Linked DNA regions of Homo sapiens: regions 1 and 3 are each linked to region 2. The links are chromatin loops, found by intact Hi-C in ENCODE. Cell type or tissue: PC-9. All regions are shown on one strand.

Evidence for each region. A loop is a pair of places that touch in the nucleus more often than their neighbours do. Peaks named below come from ENCODE experiments on the same cell type or tissue, not always from the same donor. Only the 100,000 strongest peaks of a DNase experiment are listed, where the experiment ranks them.
Region 1: a loop joins it to region 2, with 5 times the contacts of the local background. A loop is called at or near these places in 3 of 110 quality-filtered maps.
Region 3: a loop joins it to region 2, with 5 times the contacts of the local background. A loop is called at or near these places in 4 of 110 quality-filtered maps.

What each region holds. Positions count from the first base shown.
Region 1 is chr7:28,019,332-28,021,831 of GRCh38, forward strand. All of the region lies in intron 1 of JAZF1 (JAZF zinc finger 1), which reads right to left. Among named protein-coding and RNA genes, the nearest start is that of JAZF1-AS1, 160 kb to the right of the region's middle. In PC-9, CTCF peaks have their summits at 1,193 (motif pointing left) and 1,395; a DNase peak (open chromatin) is centred at 1,200.
Region 2 is chr7:27,639,649-27,642,148 of GRCh38, forward strand. All of the region lies in intron 2 of HIBADH (3-hydroxyisobutyrate dehydrogenase), which reads right to left. Among named protein-coding and RNA genes, the nearest start is that of HIBADH, 22 kb to the right of the region's middle. In PC-9, CTCF peaks have their summits at 1,392 and 1,596; a DNase peak (open chromatin) is centred at 1,753; H3K4me3 peaks cover 1,048 bases; H3K27ac peaks cover 1,649 bases.
Region 3 is chr7:27,770,322-27,772,821 of GRCh38, forward strand. The region is part of intron 5 of TAX1BP1 (Tax1 binding protein 1); the gene reads left to right. Among named protein-coding and RNA genes, the nearest start is that of TAX1BP1-AS1, 31 kb to the left of the region's middle. In PC-9, no CTCF peak of the experiment used is centred here; DNase peaks (open chromatin) are centred at 310 and 1,020; H3K4me3 peaks cover 477 bases; H3K27ac peaks cover 1,685 bases.

The DNA of each region.
Region 1 (2,500 bases), 380 kb after region 2:
GTCTGGGGGACAAAGGCACGTAGGGTGGCAACCTCTGCCGGCTTGGATTATGCCCCTTCTCATATTCCACCTTAGAATCTCAGAATGTTGGGGTAAACGCGACCTTAGCAACACTCTTTTCATTTGGTAGATTTATTGAAGGCAGATCCTACAAATTGCTCATAGATGGGACAGAACTCACCCTGGACCGTGGCCCTTCCCCTCTGCTTTGCTGCCCCTCCAACCACTTCATGGAAATGTTACCATCCTCTGATTGATTTATACTGAGCTGAATTTACATGTCTTTTCCTACCCCCCTCCTTGACTTTATTTAGCTTCTTGAGGGCAAATAATATATTTAATAGGTCTCTGTATTATTCACAACATGGCATCTTCCATGTAGCCAGGTCTCTGGGGAGATATTTGCTGAAACTCCTGAATGGATTCTTAAGACTCCTCCTTGCTTTATGATAGAGACAAGAGTAACACTCCCAGGCTTTTGGGGGTCACAGGCTCTGCGACAAACAGACCGGACTCCAAATCCAGGCTATGCCACTAGTTTCCAGGCTATGCCACTAGTTTACCAGCTAGTAGTTAACTAGTTGTAGGAAAGGTATTATAATTCATCTTTCTTCATCAGAATAATGGGTGCAATATACCTACCTCTTTCTGAGGGCTACAAAAGCCTACCTATGTTGCACAGAAATGCCTCAACAGACACATGTTCTGCCCTGAACACCACTTCTCCCTCTTTTGCTTGCTCTGCTCAGCTATTTTCCCTATAGGTTAAGCTTTTACCAAAAAAGAAAAAACATCCTAATAGTGCTGTTCTTACCAGAGATACCATTTTTTCCTCATGCTGAAACCCTCCTTAGATAAGAGATAAAACTATGCTGTAACTTATATCCTTTTGCAAATTTTTAAAGTAGAGTGCTGCGATAACACCAAAATGGGGGAATTCCTAAGGTGACTTGGGACATAAGTAGGAGTGAGGAAAGTATTTAAGCTTAGAGAGAAAAGCGAAGAGAAGCCTTCTGATGAGGTGTGAGCCCATGGAAAACGGCACAGGGAAAATGAATCGGAAATGCAGCCTGTGGGGTAACACTGCTGCAGAAGGAAACAAACGAGGAGAGCCAGCGCCTCCACGGTGCCTTCTCCTCCTGGAAGCAGGAGTTGAAGCCTATGACCCCTAGGACTGATCCCATACTGACATCTTGTGGTTACAAGTGTCATGACACTTACGTTGTCCTACGGCAGGCATGGACATGCATATTCGTACAACAACCATGTCTTCATTTCTCAGCATTTCAAAAGCATCAAACGTTTTCTCAACCCCAAGCTCCCTGTTCTCAGTAGAGGTAGAAGTGAGCGAAGGAACTGCTGATGAATGTGACACTGGCATTTGTCCCTCCCAACTGCATCCATGCTAGTGGCTGAAGCCTCTGCAGCCTTGGCTGAGCATCTCTTCTCCAGCACCCAAGGCTTCTTTAGGAGAATTACCAAAACTCACTGGTTGTTTTAAAAGTGAAATGAAAACTGCAGCTGCTCAGAGCTTTCAAATACCAACCGAACCACTCCCTCATGAAGTCTAAGGGAGGAAGTCAGGAAATAGAAAAGTAACCTGGTTCTTTGGAATTTCAAAATTAAATTTCTTTTCACAACCATACCCCGGAGCTACTCAGTAATGGAGGTGCTCCAGAAACCCTCCATCTTGCAGAATCCCAGATGGTCCTGAGTGCCTGCTGCATTCAAAGCACCTGGGGGATACTAGTGCACCTCAGAGGGCCCACGGTCCAACAAGGGATGGGCAGGACCCCATCACGGTGAAGTAAAGGAAGATTGGCAAGCGGCGGACACGGGCCGAGAGAGTTCTTGCAGGAGACATCAGGAAAGACTCCCATGGGAGAGCAGCATTTTTTCTTTTAGGATGAGCAGTGTGGGGCAAATAAAGTTGTGCATGAAGGCATTTATAGCAGGTGGTTAGAGTCACAGGCCTTAGGAATCAGACAAAACAGGATTTACGCCCAGGCCCATCACTTCCTAACTGTCCATCTGAACATGATCTGTGAGCTCTCAAAACCTTGTTTTCTTCCTCTGAAAAGCAGGGATGAAAATTCTGACTTAATGATGGAGTTGTGAGGAATGAGTAAAATAACGTGTAGAACTGATAACTCGGCACACACTAAGGACACACACCAGTTGCTAACAGCTGGAGGAGCAGCAGGAGTGCAGTGACGGGCAGGAAAGGCCGCCACCGCCTGTGGAAGTCAGGGGCAGGTGAAGACAGTGTGGACGTAGGACAAACAAAGACATGGTGGTGGGGCAGGGTCGGAGGACAGAGGCACTAGACACCAGGCAGGGCCTCCTGACCAGCTCTTGCTCCTCTCTGCTCTCCCAATGTGTCACCTGACTCTTCACTTGGTTTCTTTTTGCCTGTTTATATCCTCTCTCCCCAGGGATGTTATTTTGGCTTTCTGGAGACAAGGGCCCACAGTTCGTCACCATGGGTCCAGCAGAAGGC
Region 2 (2,500 bases):
CTCATTTTCTGAGTCCATCATTCTGCCCAACTTATTTTAATAAATGCTTATATAATAAAAACTTCCCTCTGATTTTGTTTTTAAATTAAAAAAAATAAAGGGATACGGAAACGTCCACATATTTTATGAAAATGACCACAAATAACAAGTTCAACCAATTATAAATGCCTTATCAGAATAGGTTAACACTTAAAGGCATAAACAAGCTATTAAGTAGTCCTGTAAAACATATTAAACTTATCAAAGTTTTTATTTCCCTAATAATCCACGTACAGTCAAGCAAAAGAGATACGTTCTGAGAAATGCGTTGTGAGAAAAGAAAAATAACTTGAAGTAGTCTGAACTATGTGAGGTTTGCAAAATTTATCAGGCCCAGAGAGACGTAAGCATAGGACTTTGGTCACCGCCACCCTCCGTGCCCAGTGGCAATTGCTTAAAGGCATTTTTGTTCCTGACTAGCTGCCTCCCTTATTATTGTCATATTCCTGGAATTTGGAATACAAAGAACAATGTACAGTCAATTAATAATTTATGTTAATGTAAACTCTTGTTAAACAACTTAGGAACTGCCTCTTCTTTTTTCCTTAAAAACCCACCTGGGGCCAGGTGCAATGGCTCACACCTGTAATCCCAACACTTTGGGAGGCCAAGGTGGGCTGATCACTTGAGCCCAGGAGTTCAAGCCCAGCCTGGGCAACAAAGCAAAACCCTGTCTCTACAAAAATACAAAAATTGGCTGGGCATGGTGGTGCACACCTGTGGTCCCAACTACTTGGGAGGCAGGGGCGGGAGGATCACTTGAGTCTGGGAGGTTGAGGCTGCAGTGAGCCATGATCCCGCCACTGCATTCCAGCCTGGGTGACAGAGAGAGACCCTGTCTCAAAAGAAATGAACAAACAAAATCACTTGTAACATCTGCTAATCGTATATATTCAAGGCAACTTGAATTTATGCTTCCAGGTGGCCATTTTCCACCTTTTGGGCCTGAATAAACTCTATACCTAATCACAGTTTCTGAATCATTATTTTAATAAGGTTGACAGTTGTTAGGCTATTTCATGTTGCACGAACATCAGAGAGAGCACTTACAGACCTTCATGGTGTAGTGTATTTCTTCTAGGCTACAAACCTGTACAGCAACGTTAATGTACTGAATACTGTAGGCAACTGTAACATAATGTAAGAATTTGTACATTTAATGATCTATACATACAAAAGGTACAGTAAAAATACTCTATTATAATCCTATGGGACCACCTTTATGTATGCAGTCCATGACCAAAACATCCTTATGAGGTGCATGACTACGGTTTTACTAAAGCTTGAAGAAAAGCCTCCAGGGTCATAATATTCTAAAATACTTCTTCACCTGGAACGGCAGGTGGCCATCTTGCACCTTGAAGGGAGAGAGGAGCCTGATGGAGAAAAGCAGACTCCAGAAGCAAAGAGAAAAGAAAAGAATCTGGCTGTATCTATGTCACTAAATTCAGCTCTGCCAGAGGTCAGGCCACTCCCCAACTCTTCCAATACATGAAACAATAAATTCTCAGTTTTTGCTTTCAAAAAAAACAAAAGCACTTCTTCAAAACAACATCTGATTTTCTTCCCTGCAAATCTCTCACTGAAAGAACAGCTGACATTAGAAATCAACTAACCAGCATTTCTGCAATCTTGGTGGGGTGTTGGGGGATGGGCTTGTTTTCTTTGGCTCTCACTTCATCAGCTTGACTTGATATAGTAACACAGAGGGAGGAAATGGACACCCGTCCTTAAAAATGTATGAGTCAACTCAAATATACGCTGAATTTTTTAACCTTTAAACCCACCCTTCAGGGCACTATTGTGGCAAAAAGTTTCAGAGTTTCACACATACTTTTCCATCTCATCCCAAGTCGTGTCTTGGCCTTATGGTAATAGAATGAAATTCATTTTTTCTTTTATCCAACATTTTAAAAAACTAAACATAGCTATGAAATAAGAATGTTGACATTTTAATATATCAGAACGTATTCATCCAAATTAATATTACCTTTTAAAGTAGTGCTCTTAGGAAATCACACTTGTTCTGATGACATGGCCACTGTTCAAAACACTCTCTAAGCTGCCAACGTAAATCATTTATCAACAAATGCTTTCATTTTCTGTTGCCCTCAGGACCAAAGCTTTTTCACCCTTTACCTTTCTCACTTCATTCATCTGAATTTCACATTGTCCCACCTTCCACTGCTGTTAAAATCAATACTCAGAGGACCTCTTAGAGTCAAGATGCTTAAGAGAATGAGAGATGTGAGGAAGAGAGGCAAGAAGATTCTGTCTTCCAGGCTTCCTGCCTCAGGGTGAACCACACACAGAATTTTCCCCACTGTGTATTGGGGGAGGAGTGGCAACTGTGCACAAGAAGCTAAGTCTTCGCTATTATTCACTAATCTGGGAGGAGCACCGACCCAGAACCCACCTTCTTTCCTTCTTCACACCCAGTGACATATTGCAAGGAAGAAGA
Region 3 (2,500 bases), 130 kb after region 2:
GCTAAGAAAAAGAGAGACAGGTACAATGAAGCAGAAAACATTGTGGCTTCATTAGTGATAGAAATAGACTTGTAAGAAGCCAAAAACAGTGAAAAAACAGTTATCTAGTCATTGACTTGTTTATTTAATATTTTCACAAGAAAAGCAGTTTGTTCTGAAACTTACACAGACTGTGATCTTATATATTACAGTCTCATGTACAGTAGAGCCGGTTGGGCATATTTATGCCCATTTACAGTATTGAGCTATTGTTTCCTGAGGGTGGGGTCTGTTCTGTTATCCTTTTGTCCAACAAGGCCTCCAGCAATTGCTTAATAATTGCTAAATGAACCGCTAGTGCAGTGATTCTCAAACATTTGTATACTCCAGTGGAGTGGTTATATATTGCACACCTGGGCAGAGATGTTATACAAGTAAGTCTTAAATTCTGAAAAGATTTTCCTTGCTTTGTTCTATTTGTTTGAGGATTGCTCTTTTGAGTTAGAGGGTAAACATAATGTCAAGTACTATGTACATTTACAAATCTCCTTATAAATGTGAAGTCTTCAATTCTGTCTTTTCTATCGTTAGCCTTTTTAGTTAAAAATATGCAAGTATTTCCCAGTTTTACTCCTGGGGAACACTTAGTGTCCTGCAGCAGACTATAGGAGTAGGATTTTCCATTTGGTTAAGGAACTACTTTTTTCATTTGAACCTTTGAAGCAGGTATACCAAGTATTAAAATATAGTAAAATCTCATAATATGTGCCCTCGATGACTATTAGGACATTCAGCAATTTTTTTTTTTTTTTTTTTTTTTTTTTTTTTTTACTCATTTGTTGTAATTCTCTTGCTGCTTTGTGTAGTTATTACTCTCTTTTTCTCCATTCTTCACATATTTTTCTCATGATTTATACCTGGATTTGGTAGTTTTCCAAAGTTTAATGTCAATCTTTTTTTTTTTTTTCACTGTATTACAAGCCAGAGGGATCAAGGTGAGATAGATGACTCATGAAAAAGGCCCATTTCACCATGTCCTAAGCCCATGAGATCAAGAATATCCTGAAATGTGGGCTTTGAGGTTTTGACTCTGATTACTTTGAAATCCAAGGAAGGAATGGATGATTGTGAGAATAGGAATGGCGGAATGATAGGCCTTCATTTGTGTGAAATTACATATATATATACACACACACACATCGGGCCATTTCTCTGGTCCATTTGAGTAGTAGCTAAGATTTAAACAGTCTCAGATTCTCTGTGCTCTCCAGGTGATAAAGGGGTTAAGGACTACAGACAAGACTAAAGTGGTAGACTGAGGTCAGGGGATTAATGAAGCAAAACTTGTAGGACATTGTGGCCTTGGTGCTCAGAAGAGGTCTTCAGCAGAAGTTTTTATGCCAACTCTTAAATCTTGATGACAGTCACGAATCTTGGAGGAGACTGCTTCTCTGCTGCCATTCTTGCATTGGGGCATATTCTCTGGGAAGCACTTGAAAGTGATTTTTTAAATGATATTCCATATTATAGAAAAAAATTGACAAAGGACCTGGAATGGTACTTGATGCATGGGAAGTTCTCTCTAAATGTAAGTAGCTATTATTATTTTACTGTTTTTCATAATAGGAACCAGAGAATCATCAAGGAAGGACTACAATATAAAGTGTCATCCAACAGGACTGGAAATTCATAGCATTTCCCTCAGATTCTAAAAGTATAATGGATACATAATGTAACCAAAAAAACCCTCTAAGTTATAAGACATATGTGGTGACAATTGTTTATTTCTGGGGATAAAACGTGTTGGCCAGGAGAGATAGTTCCTCTTTGTTACTAGTCAATGGACTTTTAGTTTTTTTTTTTTTATGAATTTGCTTCATATTCCAAAATTAGTCTCCATTTTAATCAAGCATGCCTGCTGGGCAGCTACAACTCCAGACTTTCAAACTGGTCTGGTTGGATGGCTTATAAAATCTGTGACATTTCTTGGCACTTGTTTTAAATCTGTTCCATGGTGTGAATCCTATAGTAGTTCTAGAGGTCTTCTATTTGAGGTACTGAGTATATAAACTGTTGAATATCTGAAAGATTGTTCTGATGTATCATCTATAATTTCATTTAAAGTTTTGTAATGGATTCTCCATGTAATAAGCAGAGACCTTCATTTTCTTCATAATAGGAGAAATTTATTGCATTTCCATTCTTTTATAAAATAATATGACTAGCTTATTACCTATTCCATACTTGACAAAAAATAAAAGTGAATTAAATTCTGTAATTGTTTATTAATAAAATTTTTCATCTTTTATCACATTGACTTTTATCACTCTAAAGTGCTCTAATAATTAAAACTAAATGAAATTCTGATAATTACAATTCTTTAACTTGGTAAATTAAAAGAATTGGATATGTTGGGATTATTACAACAGATTGGTTTAAATTATGTGTTTGTTTTTAATGTTATTTTATGAAATTGGCTGCTTGAAGGAATAAACTAGGATTACAAAGTAGATTAAAACTA